2 separate regions of the Homo sapiens genome follow, and region 2 is linked to region 1. Evidence: read pairs that join two places in POLR2A ChIA-PET (ENCODE). Cell type or tissue: PC-3. All regions are shown on one strand. Links, peaks and the distances in the headings refer to the core of each region. The heading gives the core; the rest is flanking DNA.

Region 1 (10,552 bases), core at 1,780-9,779:
TCAACCAACAGTGGCTTGAACAAGTAAATGATTATTTTTCTCATACGATAAGAAGTTCAGAGAGCGGCAACTATTGGCCCTGGCTAAGAACCTCTACAATGTGAAGGCCAGGTCTGTGATTCTTTTGGCTTTTTTCTCTTGGTCACGTGGTGGCTGTTGGATCTTCATGTATTACAACTTCCGGGCCAGCTTTCTGCTAAGACCAGGTGGAATCATTTCAGACTCTGGGAAAAGGATGGGAGAAAAGAATCAACTCGGGCAGTCAGCAAGGTCTATAACTCATTATTGGGTTCCTGACCCACTCCTGGTTGAAATAAGGAAACTTTCCCTGGAATCGTTGAATGAGTTCAAAGGAATAGGAAACTAAAAGTGTTTTTAATCCTTCATCAGCTGTTTTCCTTCCCTCATAATCCCTCCTCCCCAAAAGATTTATATATAAGTATGCAAACCAGATTAGTCGGAAACCTGTAATGTGGTTATCTTTGGGCAAATAAACTGCTCTATGCTTACTGTTGAAATTCTAGATATAAATGTAGAACTACAGACAGTCAAAGAAATTTGGGTTTCACCTATGAGGATTTTCAGGCCACTTCTGAAGCCTCACTTTAGGCAACCTTCTCCCACCATCCATAAGTCCTAAAGAATATCAAGTTTCTTATTGGAAGCAGATGGGATGCTTTCAGGAGTTGCCACTTCTATGTCAATGACTTAAGATTTAAGTGATTGGGGCATTTGTGGACATTCTAAAATGGATGAAGGGCTAATGAATGAAAGTTAATTAAAATAGCATACATACAATCGTAACCACTCAACTTTAGAGGAATCTTTATCTATTTTTAATTCTTCTAATCTGGCTTATCTAAAGAAAAAAAATCCTAGCTAGATATCTTCTCTCTGTATTGTTGTTTGATCTTTGACATTTATTGTTTTAGAAATATTTGATTTTACTATATTATATTTTATCATATTTCTGAATTCTTTACTGCTTTATGACTTCATGATAATCCATTATGTACATTTATTATTGTTAAATTTCACAGTCAAATTACCAAGGTGTGTGCCTTCTGCTGAGAGGATGGCATTCAGGTTCCTGCACATCTTTTGTTAGTGGTTGCTATGTATAAAATCTACTCTGCATGGAATTTTTTTTTAAAGCATAGATAACTCTTAAAATTGAATCCATGAGAAAGATCAGAATAGCAAAGAGACCTGTTCCAGTACAGGGGTTTAAATAACTGTTAATCTATGGTTTCACCAAAGTGGATTTCTCAGTGACTCTACACTTTTGCTGTTGACACTATCCTGATCAGGTCACCTTGTTATAGTCACTTTAGAAAGTGCTCTTTTTTTTTTCTTTTTTGGCCAGAGTGTTGCTCTGTCACCCAGGCTGGAGTGCAATGGCATGATCTCGACTCACTGCAACCTCTGCCTCCTGGGTTCAAGCGATTCTCCTGCCTCAGCCTCCCGAATAGCTATGACTACAGGCACCCACCACCACGCCTAGCTAGTTTTTTGTATTTTTGGTAGAGACGGGTTTCACTGTGTTAGCCAGGATGGTCTCGATCTCCTGACCTCGTGATCCGCCCGCCTCAGCCTCCCAAAGTGCTGGGATTACAGGTGTGAGCCACCGCGCCCAGCCGACTAGAAAGTGCTTTTAAATGTCAATTGCCTTCCTATCTTAACTATATCCACACTTTCTTTCTTTCTTTTTTTTTTTTTTTTTGAGATGGAGTCTCGCACTGTCACCCAGCTGGTGTGCAGTGGCATGATCTCAGCTTGCTGCAACCTCTGCCTCCCAGGTTCAAGTGATTCTCCTGCTTCAGCCTCCCAAGTAGCTGGGATTACAGGCATCCACCACTACAGCTGGCTAATTTTTTGTATTTTTAGTAGAGATGGGGTTTCACTATGTTGGCCAGCCTGGTCTCAAACTCTTGACTTCGTGATCTGCCCACCTTGGCCTCCCAAAGTGCTGGGATTACAGGTGTGAGCCACCATGCCCGGCCTATATCCTCACTTTCTATTCCAGAAAAAATAAAATAAAATAAATAAGGAAAGCCATAAAACAATAGGCAAGTTTAATATAAAATTTATATTTGAGACCTTAATGTTGACCAGTGGAGGCTCTAATTATTTTTATTTTTCTGTATCTACAGTGAAAGGGGAAACTTCTCTGATTTATGCTGTCCTTAGCTTACTAACACTGCAATCTCGAGACACCATAGATCGGTGTACCATCTGTAGTCATGGTCATAAATAATGGCAAAATCTGAAATTGCTGAATATATGCCCATAATTTCATTTTTGATCTCTCTTTTGTTAAAAATATGAATGACCACATCTACTTTATTCACCGTCATTCTAAAGGAAACTAAAAGACTTCAAGGAGCTTATGGAATAATGGAATAACCCATCATGTGGGTAGGATTTATAAGCTAATATGGAAATTCCCCATGAGCATTCAGAAAGACTCATATTCCTATTCATTGCTGTGTGTCTAGTCTTACGATACTGGAACGAGTTTAAATTTTCTTTCTATCCAAAGTTGCAATGGACAATTTTCATGCCGGTTTGAAATACCATCGACTTCTCCTTCTCTCATAGTTACCTTTATTTTTAACTATAAGAACTGACTTAGTGGCTCCAGATGTTGTTGAGAGAAGGGGGATTCAGGTTTTGAGGTAGAGCAGAGATATGGATGGTGTTTCAAAAATAAAAAAGATAGACATTGATATATAACAGAATGAAATATACTGAGCACCTATTTGAGGAAAGATACTGTGCTAAACACTGGTGACACCGCACAAGACAAACTCTTCTTGCTTCTTACAGCTCATCATCTATTGAACACTTTCCCAAGACTTGGGAGAATTAGGAAGGTGTAGGAAGGAAGAGAAAAGATTAGAGCCTAATGAATGAAAGAATTTTTGATGTTGCTTTTCTTTTCTTTTGATTAAAGGAATTGCAAAGGTTACCACACTTAGTAGATCAACAAGAAAACCACATTTTTAAAGTACTAATTGCTCTATACAGGATGCAGGTGTCTTTAACCAAGTCTTTGGACTACTAGAAACAGTTATCACCCTAGAAGACTAACAGATCCCGCTTTGTTGACAAACCATTAGAACGATTACCAGGTGTTTAGTGCTGTCTTTGACTTGAGCAGTTCAAAACCTAGCAGACGCAGGAAAGTGTTAATAGCTCTCTTCCCACGCTTGGTTGGCATGCCAGCTTGGGAGGCAAAAGATTCTTAGCCTTTCCATTCATGTTAATTCAATTCAATAATGTTCAATTCATTTAAAATGAATTAAGACATGACTTTGCTTTAGGTGTTTGGAAACTACTTCATACCCGGTCTATCCACTAAATCTAGGTCTAGCCAACTTCCTATTGGGCTTTTCCACATGGCTACCTCACAGGCTATCTCACCTAAAACTCAACATGTCCAAAGTTTGCTTCCACACACACTGCTTGTTCTGTGTTCCTTTCCTTATCTCAGAAAGTAGAACACTGTCACTGCAGATAACCAAGCTGAAAAATGAGCATCTCCTTCTCCTTCAACCCCTTATCAATCCATGCATCCATTCACTTAGTAAACATTTCCTGAGGAGGTATTATTCTAGCCCCTGGGATGTAGCAGTGCATAAAACAGATGGAATTCCCTACACTCTCGGAGCTTAATTCTAATTGGAGGCAGACAATAAACACAGGAAATAATGTAAGAAATGGATAAAATTGGTGGAGAAAATAAAGTAGTATAGTAAGAAGGATGGGGAGTATTGACTTAAAAAATTTAAAAATAGCTAGTCAGGTGGGTTTAAGAAAAAATTTGAAAATGATAAGGAACAATATTACGGGAATATCTAGAGGAGAAGCATTACTGAGAGAGGGTGTGGTGGAGCCAAAGACCCCAAGGCAGGACCAAACGTGGAGTGTTTGAGGAACAGTCGGGAGAGCAGATGGCTGGAGCTGTGAGCAAAACGTGAGGCGGGAGATGAATTGGAGACTGGATCATGCAGGACCTCGCAGGCCACTGTAAGGACTTAGATGTTTACTTCAAGTGAAGGGGGAAGTCATTGATGAGGCTTCAGTAGAGGAATAGAACATGATCTGTATACATTTTAAATAAATCATTCTGTGGTAGTTGATGATAACACATTGAATTAAAATTGAGTGGACATTGAATCCACCGTGAGAGTCAGGAGAAGGAGGAGGAGGAGAAGGAGGGCAGCAGGAAAGGGTAGAAGAGAAGAAAGGGAAAAATAAGGAAGGCGATTTTTTACTAAAACGTCTGTTACAAAATAGGAGTGAGAATATTTTAAAGTCATGATTTTGCAACTTCCAGTATAATAAATAATCTAGAAAAGGTTATTAGTAGATAGCAAAACCATTGGGTAAAAGATCGTGGATATTTGAAAGGTGTCAAAGTATCACCCCATGAATTTCTTACTAATTACAAAGAGGAAAATTTATCTTCCCAATGGAGAACTCTGGTGAGTTGATTCATTAGTCAGGTGATCAAACAGCATCATAAGCATTAGGACAACCTGACATTATGTGCCTCTTGATCTGATGCAATATGAATTATACAACATAATATATGAGGAAACTGACAAATTCAGAAAGTGTGGGATATTCTATATGAAAAAGTACATGTCATTTAAAAAGAAGAAAGATTATTCTAGATTAAGAAAGACTAAAAATATACAACAATCAAATGTGATCAAATTGCATTTGATTGGATCTTGGATCAGAAAAAGAAGCTGCAAAAGACATTTTATATTGTATTGTTCTTTCAAGTTTTCTGTATGCTCGAAAAGCTTCAAATAACAGGTTGGCGGGGGTGTTGCATCATTCTGGCTGCTGTGTAGAGAATAGACTGCAAGGGCCAGGGAGCAGCAGGTAGACAGGTTAGGAGCCTATTATACTAATCCAGGAGTAAGATGGTGGTAGCTTTGATTAGAGTGGTAGTGGTGGAGGTGGGAAGAAGGGATCTGATTCTTTGTAGATTTTAAAGTTAAAACCAAGGGCATGTGCTGATGGACTGAATGTGAAATATATATATATAAATGTATATGTGTGTATATATGTATATATGTGTGTATATATGTATATACGTATATATACACATATATATATACATATATATACACATATATATACACACACACACATAGGAGTCACCATTACATCAAAGTTTCAGATGTAAGCAATTGAAAGTGGAGTTGCTACTAACAAAAATGGAGAAGACTGAAGGTAAGCCAAGTTTCAGGGAAGGTCTCCCATTCAGATTGGGTTATAGTATGTTGAATAGCTCTGCTAAACATCCAAATAGAGGTGTTGCATAGACTGTTGAATATTCAAGTCTAGAGTTCAGAGATGCCTGGGCTGGAGATATAAATTTGAGTGTCATCCTGAAATTGGTTGTGATTGCAAGGAAGTGTGTGTTTCCAGAGAAAAGAGGAGAACCAAGGATTCTGCCTTTGGGGTGGTGATGGGGGTTGGGCTCCAACATTAAGAGTCTGATTGCCAGGACTCTAAACCACAGTCCAGGATTCATTGCCAGGTCCTATTAGTTCTAGCTCTATGCCCACTGATCTTGCTTTCATTCTGGCTGTACCCCATCTGCCTCTTGGATGACGATGATAGGCTCCTAACTGGTCTGCCTTCCACATCTTACTTTGCCCTCATCTAATTTCTCCTCAACTCTGGTGCAAAAGGTCTCATTTCACCCCTCTGTGGAAACAATTCAGGGCTCCTCCTGGATCTCAGGATAAAGCCCAAACTCTGTAGCTTGGCACACAGGTTCTTTAAGATCTAGCTCTTGACTGCTCTTTCCAATCTTATCCCTTATACTCTCCCTACAAATTCCCATAATCTGAACTTCAGTCACACTGGGCTATCTAAATAAGTACCACTATCTCCATAAGTGGAATACAAGGTAGACATCCTGTAAGTATTTGTTGAATAAATAAATAAATAAATAAATGTTCACTTTTAGAATGCTGAAATTGAGGTCAGTGGCATGTCTTTAATCTGGAAAAAACAAACCCATATGTTTATTGTATCCCTACTTAGACCAAAAAAGGGGCACTGTAGGTCTCTAAAAATAGGAGTTGCAAACTAGTCTAGACCAGTTTAATTATAATTCTGCAAAAAGCTGGGAAGAGGTGACTTCAGAAATGTACATTTCAAAGCACTGGTTACATGTTTCCGGTGTTACTCGCTCCATATTAAAACTCTGAGCAGCTGGGTGCCACATTACTGAATTTTAAAAGCTGCACTTCGGTGATCCATAGCAAAAGAGCCTATGAGTCAGGTGATGATCCATTCATCAGTCATAGGAAACATGAGGCACTGAAAATTTAATACAAAACCCCAAACCCACAAAAACTATCCACAGTTTCCTAACACAGGGGATGTGACTCATATCTCAGCAGGGGTACACATACCTTATTATAGTCACAAAAGAAAATGTTTCTCAAACAAAATTTTCCCCCCAACATCATTTGCACAGGGCAGTAATTTGGTGAAAATCTTTTGAAACTTACAAAGTAATTTATTTCTTTGTGGTTGGCCCATATTGCTATGCTTGGTTCTTACCACAATGACTCTTAATTTAGGGAACAAAATGATGGCAATTAATCCTTTAACTATATTCAGCTGAATCCAGAGTCAAATTGAGAAGGGATGGAAAGAAAAAGCCCTTGGTTGACCTAACCTCTGGACCTCCCAGAAAGTGCTCCCACACTCTAGGGATGCCCCCACCAATACCCAGAGAGAAGAGGTCCTGAGCCGGCCATCCCAGTCTCAAGTGGATTCCCATTAATGCACTGCTTTTCTTGATGATAGATAGGGAGGAGGAGAAAAGGAAGGGGTGTTGCTAATAGAGAGACATCACAAAATACATGTTTAGTACTAATCTGAATGTATAGGAGAGAACTTTTTCTTAAATACATCTTTAAAGTTGCGGTGCAGATTTGATGATTTTGTTCATAAAGGACAAGAGAAATAAATGAGTGAGTAGCATAGAGACCTCACTTACATGTCCACTCAGTTATTCAGCAATAATTAATTACATGTCTATTATGTGCCAGAGATTTCATAACAAATGGACTAGAACATGAGCCATGCCCTAGAGAAATCTCCTATCTAGTGTACATGAGACAGCCCTATAATCAAGAAATTATAGTGATATGATAGAATATTCATGCAGGAGCCTTACAAAAACATACAGTGTAAAAGTATCTAACTCTGCCCAAAGGTTAGGAGGGTCCAATCTGTAGGCAATTTTTGTAAGTTGAGTCTTGCAGCATAAATCTTGAGTTGTCTTAGAATACAAAACAGAGAAAGGAATTCGAGGCAGGGAGAACAATATATGCAAAAGTCGGGAGATAAAATGGCATAAATTGAATTCCACATACCAGATTCAGGGGTTTCAGAATATATTTGATACTGACTTCTTTTGACTGAACATTCTTTGAAGGTGTTTTGAGGCTGAGGTTATGAAAACAAACCTTCAAATGGGAACAGTAACATTAATGCATTTTTGTAAAAAAATGTTTTCTGAAGCAATTTTTCTTAAATCTTGATTGGTTTCTTGAACAGTTTAACAATTTCCAGTTTTTCCTTTTAAAATTTTATTTAAATTTTCATTGGGATCAATTCTTTCTTCTCTGGGTAAACATTTACAAAATTTGATTCATCAGTCAGTTTTCTGATCCTAATGATTCACAGATTGCAGTTTTTGCTAGTAAGAGTTGTGTGAGGGGAAAGTGGGAACAATTATTTCAATAAATTCAATATCCCAGGGACAAATTTTATAATTCTAAGTCTTACGGAGTATCACTTTAACTGTTGTTGATTTTAATTTGTGGTATTTCTTTTAATAATATTCATTAAAATTGAGTAAAAGATAGATAGCCATTTTTTAGTTAATCAGCCAGTCAGACTGAGAGAAGTTCTCTTGAATAGTCCGGAATTGCACTGTTATATTTTTCTTCTAGTTTTTTGATAAGCCTGTGTTCACTAACTGTCTTTGCTACTGCAATAGCAAATGATAAATGTTGTAAACAAAATGTCCTGCTTCAGATAGAGCCCATCCACGATGAGTCACATCCCTGCTTCTACCTATCAGATTAACCCCACAGACCAACTACAAAACACCAGTGTGCTTTTTGGAAATGCTAGGATCTCCCAGAACGTAGTCACTCAATTAAACAGCGTATACTGCTAGCAAAAGGATTCTTTAAGACCATATCAGTGACGATTTAGTCTTGAACTCGGCATTTCATTCTTCCTTGGTTCTCTGGATTCCATCCGTAAGCTCCAGGTGCCATTTGAATCAGTACCTTTCTGTGTTGAATGTATCTGTGTCAAGTTCAATTCTTCCTTATCATCTGCTTTGTTCAGGCTGTTTTCGTTGATTGATTTCTTAGGCCTCAACGTTTCCAGCTGTACTACTTTTCTGTACAATTTATGCTCCTCGGAAGTTATACAGAATTTATGATTTTTAAAACCTGAGATATATCTGCTTTTTATTTTCTCATCATTTCAACAATTATCACCTTTGTATATGATTAAATCTTCATAAACAGGGTCTTCTAACATCAAGCACCCTGATTAGTTATTTAGTCATTTCAAAAGGTTTTTAGTCAAGTATCCTTCTTTAATATGTATTGGTAACTCCTAAAACAGAGATTCAACATGTTAGGATTTTTGTAGGATGGGATATATTTGTACTTCTTTTTACTAGAGAATCAGGTCTAGTGTTTGAAGTCCAGTTCATTATATTTGCAGGCCAGGCGCAGTGGCTCACGCCTATAATCCCAGCACTTTGAGAGGCCAAGGTGGGCAGACAGCTTGAGCCCAAGAGTTTGAGACCAGCCCGAGCAACACAGCAAAACCTCATCTCTACAAAAAACACAAAAATTGGCCGGGCATGGTGGGGCATGCCTGTAGTGCCAGCTAGTTGGGAGAGTGAGGTGGGGAAGATCGCCAGAGCCTGGGAGGTTGAAGCTACAGTGAACTGTGATCACACTCCTGCACGCCAGATTGAGCAACACAGTGAGACCCTGTCTCAAACAAACAAACAATCCTCACCTGCAAATTATTTTCAGTTACAATCCTTGACATAAGTATATTCTCATGCCTCTATGTCAGTGTCATACAAGGAGAATCCATTAGGATTTTTCCCCTGATTAAATTTCAAGGTAAGTCTTGCCATCTCTTGCTTTTTCAGATATTGCTGCTTTCTTGCACACCCCATGCAAAGTATGATTGTCTTGAGACTGCTGGCCTCTGATTCAGAAAGAGTTCAGAGTTTACAGTTAATTAACCTGACAAAAGCACCTCGTACAACTTCCTTTTCACAAAACAACTCGAACTTCCATCTTCAAAGCATTAGACTTTATCTAAACGGTCTCAAAATCCTTAGGAAGGAAAAAGGAGAAAAGAAACTAGTTGATACTTCTCCAAATAACCCTGCATGGCCATATCTACAGTCTTTTAAAAGCATTTCCTAATCAAAGAGCTAGAGGCTTGCTCAGAGTCTTTAATATTGATTAGAAATTTAAATATTGAGATTTTTCAGAATATCCTTACAGTTTGAATTGGCACCTGGATTTTCAGTGTTGTGTGCTCTGATTTTGCCATGGGTGGAGGGGATTCTCAATGATTATTCTCCTGCATACACACATCAGGAGTTTCTGCAATGATGATCTTAGCATTATATAGACATTCACAACCACCACCACCCCAATTGTGTATGTGTGTGTGTGTTGGAAGAGGGAGTATGGTGTATTGGAGAGAAACAGAGATGGTTTTTATAGTCACCTGTTTTGTGTTGTGTTGCGACTGGCTGAGCCAGTAACTTGGCTGTCTACAATTCATCTTTTATCTGCAAGGCTCTGTAGTGCAACAACAAGAATATTTGCAGTTCATGTGCATATGACTTTGAGTGGGGGAAGGCGTAGCATGCAGTCACCATTTATAGCATTAGCAGTTATACTCTACAAGTGATTGCAGCATACAATGAAATAGCATTTTGATGATAACTCAATTTCCATTGATTGTTGAAGATTCAGTGATTATCTGACTCCAGTGAAACAAGAAATACTTCTATCTAAAGTCAGTTTAGTCAAGTTGTCTGCAACTTGACTGCAACAGACATTTAACAGTCCACTTAACAGCAGCAATTTCTGAACAAAGATATTTTTCAAAGGAGAAAAGGAGCAAACTGCTTATTGCAGGCTCAGGCAAAGGCCAGTTATTTTGTTTTTTAAAATATACTTTTAATTTTAGAATAATTTTACAGAAAAATTTATAGAAAAAATTGCAAAGGCAGTACAAGTAGTTTCCATATGCCCCACACCATTTCCCCTATTGTTAAAATCTTACAATAGTGCCATACATTTGTCCCAATTAATTAAACAAAACATATGCATTATTATTACTTAAAGTCCATACTTTTTTCAGCATTCCTCAGTTTTCCCCTAATATCCTTTTTCTTGTCCAGGATGCTATCCGGTATACCACATTACATATAATTGATAAG
Region 2 (10,552 bases), core at 749-8,748, 140 kb before region 1:
AACTTGGGCCCAGCAGTTCAAGACCAGCCTAGGCAACATAGAGAGATTCTCTCTGTACCAAAAATTAATAAAAAAATGATTAGCTGGGCGTGATAGTGCAAACCTGTGGTTCCAGCTACTTGGGAGGCTGAGGTTGGAGGATTGCTTGAACCCAGGAGTTCAAGGCTGCAGTGAGTCGTGATCATGCCAGTGCACTCCGATCTGGGTGACAGAGCAAGACCCTGTCAAAAAAAAAAAAAAGACTAGCACATTCTTTTAGTTCAGCCAGTTTTAAAGCAGTAGTAGCTCCAGAGTATCTAGAGAGGAGGCATCAGGGGAGATAAGCTGATTGCTAGAAGGGGCTGGATTCATCCCGCTGCTGCATTCACACATCCAGCTCCTTGCCTAAGGTGGCTTTGGGGGGACTGAGAGTGATTGTTGAGGGTGGGATAAAGCATCCTCCTTCAAGCTACCACTTGGCTTGACCATATCATAAATGTTCCATAAATCAATACTAGATGTCAGGAAGACAGAATATTTCAGTGCTAGATTTATTTATTTATTATTATTTTTTAAATTTATTTTATTTTATTTTATTTTATTTACTTTTTGAGACAGAGTCTCACCCTGCCGCCCAGGCTAGAATGCAGTGGCCCGATCTTGGCTCATTGCAAGCTCCGCCTCCCGGGTCCACGCCATTCTCCTGCCTCAGCCTCCAGGGTAGCTGGGACTACAGGCGCCCGCCACCACACCTGGCAAATTTTTTGTATTTTTAGTAGAGACGGGGTTTCACCATGTTAACCAGGATGGTCTCGATCTCCTGACCTCGTGATCCGCCCACCTCGGCCTCCCAAAGTGCTGGCGTGAGCCACCGCGCCCAGCCAATTTTTTTAAATTTATTTTTTAAGATGGAGTCTTGCTCTGCAGCCCAGGCTGGAGTGCAGTGGCACGATCTTGGCTCACTGCAGCTGCTGCCTGCCGGGTTCTAGCGATTTTCCTGACTCAGCCTCCTTGGTAGCTGGGATTACAGGTGCCCACCACCATGTCTGGCTAATTTTTGTATTTTTAGTAGAGATGGGGTTTCACCGTGTTGGCCAGGCTGGTCTTGAACTCCTGACCTCAGGTGATCCACCCACCTCGACTTCCCAAAGTGCTGGGATTACAGGCATGAGCCACCGCGTCCGGACTCCGTGCTAGATTTTTATACATCTTTATTACCTATGGTTTTGTATTAAATCCAAGGCTTAGAAATTAGAACTTTTAGAATGCTTATATTACTATCAGCAAAAGGAGCACATCTGGCTAGCAATAAGTCTTTTGCAAACCAACACAAAACATAAGGTGATGTCACCTAATTCTAATGAAATCTTTAAATGAAGTTAAATTGAATTCTTGAATGAAATTCAAGAGCATAAAATACTTCCACAGAAGTTCAAGAGCATAAAATACTTCCACAGTAACTCATTTCAAAGACCCCACCAACATCATTTAGCTTGGAAATCATTGTGAAGATGTACAACTTATATTTCCTAATTCCATTTAATAGGAAAAAACGTAAGTAAATCTAGTTAAAGCTGTATAGTAGAGGGTACTTACTATCTGAAGTAAAAGGTTCACCAATATGTAAGAAAATAACACAAAACCCAAGACATTCAAAGACATTTCTCATCATAACATTAATTCCCTCCTTGAGAACAGAGCCTCTGTCTTTCATCTTTCTTGGGCCTTGCATACAATCAATAAATCTTTGATAAATGAATGAAAAAATGAATGGTAACCACCGCCACCAAATCTGAGTGGCCTCCCTTCCTGAAAGCAGAGGGTACATAATTTAATTAAAACGTTCCAGCCTCTTTTTAAAAGCAGTTCTAAAGAAAGAGACAGGTCTTAAAAAGTAAACCAGTTCTTTGAAATCAAAAAAAGAAACATATGTCGCTTATAAAATTCTTAAATACTACCGAAACATATAAAATGAGAAGTAAGAATCTTCTCTCACCCACTCCTGAAACTATAGCTCTGGTTCCACTCCCCAGAGGTAATTTCTGATGGCAATTTCATATTAATTCTAAATGGATTTTTTTTTTGAGGTGGAGTCTCACTGTCGCCTAGGCTGGAGTGCAGTGGCATGATCTCTGCTCACTGCAAGCTCCGCCTCCTGGGTTCATGCCATTCTCCTGCCTCAGCCTCCTAAGTAGCTGGGACTACAGGCGCCCGCCACCACACCTGGCTATTTTTTTGTATTTTTAGTAGAGACGGGATTTCACTGTGTTAGCCAGGATGACCTCGATCTCCTGACCTCATGATCTGCCCGTCTCGGCCTCCCCAAGTGCTGGGATTACAGGCGTGAGCCACTGCGCCCGGCCCAATTCTAAATGTTTTATGCATTTGTGTGTGGAGTGAATGGCTCTTACTTTTTTTTTTTTTTTCTACACAACATCATCATCTTCTCCCCGTGTTTTGGGAATTCCCACCTAATATTTAATGAGGTGGATCTTGCCTCTTGATACGACAGCTAAAAATGCCAGATATTCCCTTTTCTGGCATTTCTTGCAGCTGATGTATAAACACACCCTGGCTGCCATCACTTAGCACCCTAAACTTTGTTTTATTTTATTTTTTGTTTTTTGTAATTTCAACTTATTTTAGATTCAGGGGGTACATGTGCAGGTTTGTTACATGAGTACATTACATGATATTGAAGTTCGGGGTATGAATGATACTGTCACCCATGTCCTGAGCATAGTAACCAACAGTTAGTTTTTCAACTGTTGTTCCTTTCCCTCCTTCCCCCCTCCAGTATTCCCCAGTGTCTATTGTTCCTATTTTTATGTCCATGAGTAACCAGTGTTTAGCTGTCACTTATAAGTGAGAACATACGGTATTTGGTTTTCTGTTAATTTCACTAAGGATAATGGCCTTCACCTGCATCCATGTTGGTACAAAAGATATGATTTCATTATTTTGTGTGGCTGTGTAGTATTCCATAAACGCTAGACTTTAGAAGTCAGAGATTCCAAGAGCAGGTTACAGGCAGAATCCATGGGAGTGAGGATGGGGCAATGACTGCAGTCAGCAGTTAGATGCAGCAGTGGGTAGTGGTGCTGGCAGGGCACCAGCAGCATCAGAGATTTCCCTGATGGTGCATGGGACAGCTGCAGGGTGTGGTTTGGAGCATTGTTACTGCTTGTGTAAATTGAAAGCTGATTGTCTCAAAGTGGTGCATTGCATTTGTGCATTGCCCAGGTCTCACTGGATCCTTTTTTGCTATTTTCTGTGTGTTCCTTCTCCCCAGCATTTGAGGTGCTTTCTATTTCAAAAGCCAGTGCCTAAATCTTTCTCTCAAGGGCTGTCCTCTGGCTTGTGGAGCTAGCTTTTGCCAGAATGCATAGAAAGCTGGAAATCCTAGGAATTTGCCTTCCAAGGAGCACTCTTAACCAATGATTCAGAGATGTGGAATAAGAAAGCCCAGCTTCTGTGCCTTGAGTTGGGGCAAGACAGCCATAACTTCTGCTATACAGTTCCCCTGTGGGATCAGGCTGAAACTACCTTTGCATAGGATAGCACCCTTGATGGGTGTGGGCTTTCTCCCATTCCCTGCCTTACTTCCCCACTCTCTAGTTGGCTTCTCCTGGCATCATTTAATAAATCACTAAGACATAAATTCTCCAGGGTCTGCTTCTTGGCAATCTACCTAAGACACTCAACTTTCAGGAGATTCTGTACCAGTCAAAATCCCTTTTAAAAAATCTCCCTTTCTGTCTAAATTAGCATACATTGGTTTCTCTTGCTTGTACCTCAGTATAGATACATGCATGTATATATATACACATATGAAAATATAGACATACTATTAACAGTATTACAAAAATATTTTAGATTTTTATTCTTTGCTTTTTTTACGTTTAGCCATCTACTTTTATGTTCATTTTCGCCAGTCTATTATTATGAGGATTCTCTTCTTGCCCTCTTTCTAAGGGTTCCTTGAATTTTTCATCAATCCAGTTTGGATAGAATTGGTCCCACTTGGCTTCAGGGGTGATCTATATAATTGGCTTAAAACAACCATCAATTCCCACATTCCTCAAAGTAGGATTGGTTCACAGGATTGATCACAAGAGCAAATCTGCCCAATCAGGGCAACAAATTCCAGGACTTTTATTTAACCTTTATTTCTACCCACCTCCACTTCCACCAAAGAGCCTGATGGATTTGAGACCTTAAAGAGGCCCATGTGATGGAAGTGTAGAGTGCAAGTGGTACAATGGGCCTGAGAGGAAGTTGAAGAGATAAGCAAGTTTTTTTCTGTTGGACGATCTTGAAATTTTTGCATATTTTTTCCAAGCACAATAGAAATTTCCATTTTAATTGAACAGGAAATATGTACCTAGCTCATAGCTGTAGGCAACCATTTTGGGACTAGGAGTGGGGAGCTTGCTAGGATCTGGAGTCAATATAGCACCAGTTGAGGAAAAGAAATGGAAAAAGGGATACACTATGTAAGCCTTGAATAAATCCCAGACTGAAGGATGCCTCTGTTCTAGACCCAACCTATTTCCTTTTTTGTTTTGTTTGACACTGTTTGGGTCAGGCTTTCTGTGACTTTCACTCAGTAGGTGTGCCATGAGCTTCAGTGATTTAATATATGTAAAATGCTTAGAACCATGCCTGGCACATGGCATCCACTAGATTGTAGTAGCAGGAGTAGCAGGTGTAGAACATCACACATGACACAAACATCTTCAATTCACCTTGTTTGTCTCTGGTGCTTATAGCAGGTTTTATTCCCTTCCCCATTTCTTTGTGATTCTAACCACTCCTGAGCATCCTCCCTCCAGCTTCCTTATCCCACTTTCTTCCCATTTTCCTGTCCTCTCCCCCATCACTTCATTTTTCTCATCTTCTCTACCCTTGAAGCTTGAAGTTGTGTGAGGATGCAGAGTTTAGGATCAGGGAGAGAAACTCTGGAAGGAGATGATAATGCTTTTGTGTCTTTTTTTTTTTTAATGGGCTAGATCTTTTTTTGTCTTGTATTCGATCTGATATATCTCTCTTGCTTTTTGATGCTTAGAGCCATGATACTCCAAAGCCTTTGTTATTAACAAGGAAATAATTATCAAAAGTTGAAATCACGTCTTTCCACACTTTCTATGAAAGCATACAGCTCCTTGGTTATTCACTGAATATGCATCTTGTAGAAAAGCAGATTGCTCTTCCTTTTGATTAAATCTTTTAGCAAGGATTCTGTACTATTTTATGCTTTTTTAGTATTTTCCTTTTCAGATAAAAATGCCCATCAAATCTTTATAACATATAAATTTTCCTCTTGTGTTCAGATGAGCAATCATGCAGTACAAGGAAAAAATTCCTTGAGGTGTTTGGATGACTTCACAGTATGAACAACTGAATTTTTAGTGGCTTGGCAACAGAACCTCAAGATAGAATTTCTTTTGTAATACAGTCTTAAAATGTGCATTTCTCCAAATTCATTTACAGGAAATAGCATAAAATTAACATTAATACTGACATGACATAATAATTTACCAACCTGACTTCTCTTGCAACATAAATATACACAGAATTTTATTACTTTTTTTTTAGAGACATGGTCTAACTCTGTCACCCAAGCTGAATTGCAGTGAGTGGCATGATCATAGCTCACTGCAGCCTCAAACTCCTGGGCTCAAGTGATCCTCCCACTTCAGCCTCCCAAGTAGCTGGGAGTAGCACACAGTAGCTCCCGAGTAGCACACCTGACTAATTAATTTTTTTTTTTTTTTTGTAGAGATAGAGTCTCTATGTTGTCTATGCTGGTCTCAAACTCCTGGCCTCAAAGCAATCTTCCCATTTTAGCCTTTCAAACTGCTGGGATTACTGATGTAAGCCACCAAGCCTGACCCATACACAGACATTTTAAGTGGGAGAACTCCAGCTTAATAATTGTAACACAGAGTAACAATATAAAATGATTCAAAGTATAGTATTTTTCTCATGAATTATGAATGACGTGATTTAGATTTATTTTCCCCATTTATATCTTTCCAAGCCATGATTTAAATTATTTGACATTCATCTTTCAGCTTTTAATCTACTTATCATTTATTTGTTCATATTTGCAGTCAGCGAATAACTATGGCGTGTCTGTTGTACACAGAGCACTGTGCTAGGTGCTAATAAAGAGGGAGAGGGAATAAAAGTGAATAAGTCCCTTCACCTAAGAGCTTACAGTTGAGTAGGAGCAAGACCCAACACACAAATAACACTCAAAATAATGTAAAGGCATGACATATGAGGCAGGGAGAGAGAAGAAAAAATAAGGTCAGGCAAGTGAATGGTTAATCAAAGGGGAAGAAGTAAAGCCTGATACATATGTGTGTCTTAAATTATTCCATCTGGAAGAGTGTATGAAAGGGAGCAGCAAAAGGTAAGAGCAGACAGCTAGCACAGGCCAGACCATGGAGGGCCATGAGGCCAGTCTAAGCATTTCATGGTCGGCAGAAGCCCAAGGTTACTTGTAGGGACTCCAAGGATTAAATCTGGCCTTTAGGAATGTTGATCTGTCAGAATTGTACAGAATAGAATGCAAATGGATACAAACTAGAGATGTTGTGGTTGATGTTGTGCCAAATATTTCATTTTCCTTAGACATATACAGCTCTCGCCAACATTGGTGTGCCATTCAATGACACTTTTCCATAAATATTGGGGCTATGGAGAATAAAGAGATGAGACCTGGAGCCCAAGTCCATAGCTGAAAATAGAGTTATGCTGTGGAACCCAGAGAGTCTGAAAGATTTGCTGAGAATGCTTAAAATGACTCCACAAGGAGCAGGTTTTCACGACTCCTGGGACATTGTGGATGGAGATGGCAAATTGGATCCACTATTCTTTTAATTCCATGAAGTTGCACCATATGTTTATAAATAGTGCTTTTGTGATGACCCTAATTGAGGGAGATTGAGTGCTATAACTGGCCTGTTTCTGACTCTCTATTGTCTAAGATCTTGCATTCTTTTAAAAGTTGAAACAGAAAACTAGAGTAAATTACACATATCTGCTACCCAAAGGATTTATATTTTCCTTTTGTTTGTTCTTAAATACCATCATTCCTTTCATCTGGTGACTGTTCAGTTGCAGGACAGAGTGTCATAAAGCCAGATATCCTGTCCTGTGAATTCCCCTCCACTTCGTGAAATTAAGAGGTAAGAGGGGCATGGAAGGAGGAAAGGAAAAAGGCAGAGGAAGTTCTGTTTCACTGAAGACCTAACCCCCAAATAAAAGAAAAATATGTTAGCACACAGAAAATTTCTGATTAGCCACAAGCTTCAGTGTTGTCACTGGTGCTGGTTTACTTACTCCATCTGATGAGAAATGGAGACAGCATGAATTTCAACAGCGTGCTGAAATGGGCTGTGATGGCACTCAGGCTAAGTGCCGACAGAAGGGGCCCACCTGCCTTGCTATGCAGATGAGGTCTGAGTGTGTGAGGACTTCAGCTGCCCTTAAGAGGTGGCTGCTGGCCTCCCTCATCCCAGCTCTCCTCCAGGCCCTTCCATCTTGCACTGGTCAATTGTGCCAATGAATTTACCTTTCTGTGGTCAATGAAGAAGATAGACAAGGTTTGATTGAACAATACATTCAAATATTCTATGAGCATTGCCCAGCAAGCAATTTGATTTTAATGCTAATGTGGTACATTCTACATTTCAGATGTGAATAGGGCTTTTCCTTCCTCTTTTTCTCTCTCTCTCTCTGCTTTCCTGTCTTTCCTCATCATCCCATTCTTCTTTCCTTTCGTCTCTTCCTTCCTGCCCCCTTTCTCTCCTTCTTTCTTTCCTTTCTTCCTTTGTTCTTCTTTTGGGGGAGCAGTAAGTAACTTTCATGTTATACAAGTTCAGAGAAATTAAAAGAGGATTTGTACTATGCTCAGGAAAAAAAGTGCTGCCTTCAGGAAATGGGAGGTGTTGTCTTCTGACTTACATTGTCACAGAAAGCATGGGTTTGTCTTAAGTTAGGTTTGTAACTATGGGTAGTTGGTGTGGGCATTTCTGGTCAAGGAAATCTGCACTTTGCGTAGGAGTAATCAGACTGTTTATCCACAACACTGATATTTGCAAGCACACCATGGGCTTTTATCCTGGCCACACACTTCCACCAACTAAGGCCAACAAATGGTTGTGTGAGTACCGATCTCTGTGATAGAAGCAGCTGATGGTGAAGCATCAGTTGTTCTGCCTTCTGTGGCTGTACCTGTAACATTCTGACAGCCTCTTGAACAAAAGAATTGTCCCTAGAGCCACACAGGAGACTTACATTATATATCAGTTTCCTAGGGCTGACATAAAAAATTACTACCAATTGTGTGTAACAGAAATCTGTTCTAAAAGCCAGAAGTCTACTTCTAAAAGCCAGAAGCCTGCAATCAAGACACCAGCAGGGTTGGTTTCTTCCAGAGACTCTAAGGGAGAATCTTCTATGCCTCTCTTCCAGCTTCTGGTGACAGCTGGCAACCCTTGGTTTGTAGGTTTACCACTCTAGGCTTTGCTTCCGTCTCCATGTCGCTTTCCTCTCTGCATGTCTGTGTCTCAAATCTCCTTCTCCTTTCTCTTATAAAGACACCAGCCATTATCGTTAGGTCCCATCCTGCATCCAGGATGATCTCATCTTGAGATCCTCAACTTAATTACATCTGCAGTGACCCTACTTCCAGAAAGGTCACATTCACAGAATCAGGGGTTACAACTTGTACATACATTTTTGTGGGATACAATGCAACCCACCACACACTGCTGCCTTAAAACAGAAAAGTCAGAGACAAAAATCTGTAAAGCTTTGGCCGGGCCTGGTGGCTCACACCTGTGATCCCAGCACTCTGGGAGGTCGAGGTGGGCAGATTGCTTGAGTCCAGGAGTTTGAGACCAGCCTTGGCAACCTGGTGAGACCCCGTCTCTACCAAAAAAAAAAAAAAAAAAATACAAAAAACATTAGCCAGGAGGGGTGGCATGCTCCTGTAGTCCCAACCATTCAGGAGGCTGAGGCAGGAGGATCACCTGAGCCCAGGGGGTTGAGGCTGCAGTGAGCCAAAATCGTGCCACTGCACTCCAGCCTGGGCAACAGAGAAGACCTTGTCACAAAAAAAATCAATCAATCAATCTGTAAAACGAAATCAACATTTAAGCCAATGGGAAAGGATTATTGAGCTCCAGGATTAATTTGGGACTTGTCATCAAACAAATAGAACACAGGCTCCATTTGCTCATAATCTTTTTGTCTAGAATGATTTCTTTTGAGTTTTGTAAAGGAAGTTCTCCTTAAACACTGATGTCACATTTCCAGTCATTTCAGAAACCCAACAGAGGAAAAACAAGACTGCTAAGTTGCTTCCACAATGTTTTGCTGAAAAATTAAAAATGACTGCAAGGGAAAAAAACATGCAGATGGCTTCACTGAAGATTATCTTGGGGTTAAGAAGCATGATCTATTAGCTAAGGCTTGATCTCTCAGGAGACAGAATCCAGAGGAAAGTTAAGGGTAGTTTTGGTTAAATCAGTTTAGCAGTTTTAATACACTCAAGTCAAATGGTCAGTTTGAAAAAAAGAAACCTGTCAACCTCATTGTTTTAATTCTAAACTAAAATCAAATGGTAAGTTTCATTTAACCATCAGAAAGTCTCTGATGGACCATAACTTTTTCATGCTTCTACTATTATAATCATGCTATTCCCCTGCCTCAGGGTGGGAAAAAAATGAGTGAGTCGCTCTAATAGATTAGTGTTTTCTGTGAGCAGACCAGCCTGCACAATTTTATGATTGCTGACAACTCCTTTTTATACACTTCCCTATTTTGTTGATATCTCTATACATTCGCTCAATGGAACGCATTTGGTGTTTTCTGAAGTGAGAACTTGCATTTATTTACCTACATATTTTTTGACATCTCTGCTGATTTTGTATGCAGGGAAGTCCTTTGAAAAGCTGATACTTAAGGAAGATAATTCAGTGAGCACACCTAGTTATTAGTCTGAAAGCTGGAGACACTGGGTAACTACCTCATGTTCCTGGGTCAAGTAATATTAATAAGACCTTAACCTGGAATTCAATTCTTAGTGCCCATATTAAAAAATGACTGCAACAATGCATGCCACTAACGTTCTTTGCACACTGCCATTCCAGATGACCTGTACCTCTGAGTCCCTCCAACACTGTGAACCATCAGGAATGGACTTTCTATCTTTGCACTTCTCTTGCGGGACATTACAACCTATAACCATTAGCCAGAAAATGGTTAAAATTGATACTATAATGATAATTCTGATGTTAAGGTAACTTAAGGCAATGCTCAGATTTTGACAATAATTGCACAAGAAGATATGATAGTTTGGCATGTTGATATTATTTCAATAAGAAAAACAGCATTGTAATTACTGGCTGCACAGACATTTGGAGTCACATATATGCACTATCAGAAGCACAGAGTGGGACCCTCTTATAGAGCCATGTGATTCTCTTGGTTGTATTTATGGACCTAGGCACTAACACCTGGGAAAATACTATGAAATATAAACCTTAATTGAAAT

What was found. ChIA-PET counts read pairs that join two places held together with the same protein. Peaks named below come from ENCODE experiments on the same cell type or tissue, not always from the same donor. Only the 100,000 strongest peaks of a DNase experiment are listed, where the experiment ranks them.
Region 2: POLR2A ChIA-PET joins it to region 1 with 5 read pairs; 3 of 35 experiments call an interaction of 5 or more read pairs at or near these places.

What each region holds. Positions count from the first base shown.
Region 1 is chr12:65,652,881-65,663,432 of GRCh38, reverse strand. No RefSeq gene overlaps it. Among named protein-coding and RNA genes, the nearest start is that of MSRB3-AS1, 16 kb to the right of the region's middle. RefSeq lists an enhancer at 5,808-7,007. In PC-3, for the core only: no CTCF peak of the experiment used is centred there; a DNase peak (open chromatin) is centred at 6,392; H3K27ac peaks cover 6,000 bases.
Region 2 is chr12:65,796,012-65,806,563 of GRCh38, reverse strand. It overlaps the pseudogene RPSAP52. Among named protein-coding and RNA genes, the nearest start is that of HMGA2, 23 kb to the left of the region's middle. RefSeq lists an enhancer at 7,107-7,608. In PC-3, for the core only: no CTCF peak of the experiment used is centred there; no DNase peak of the experiment used is centred there.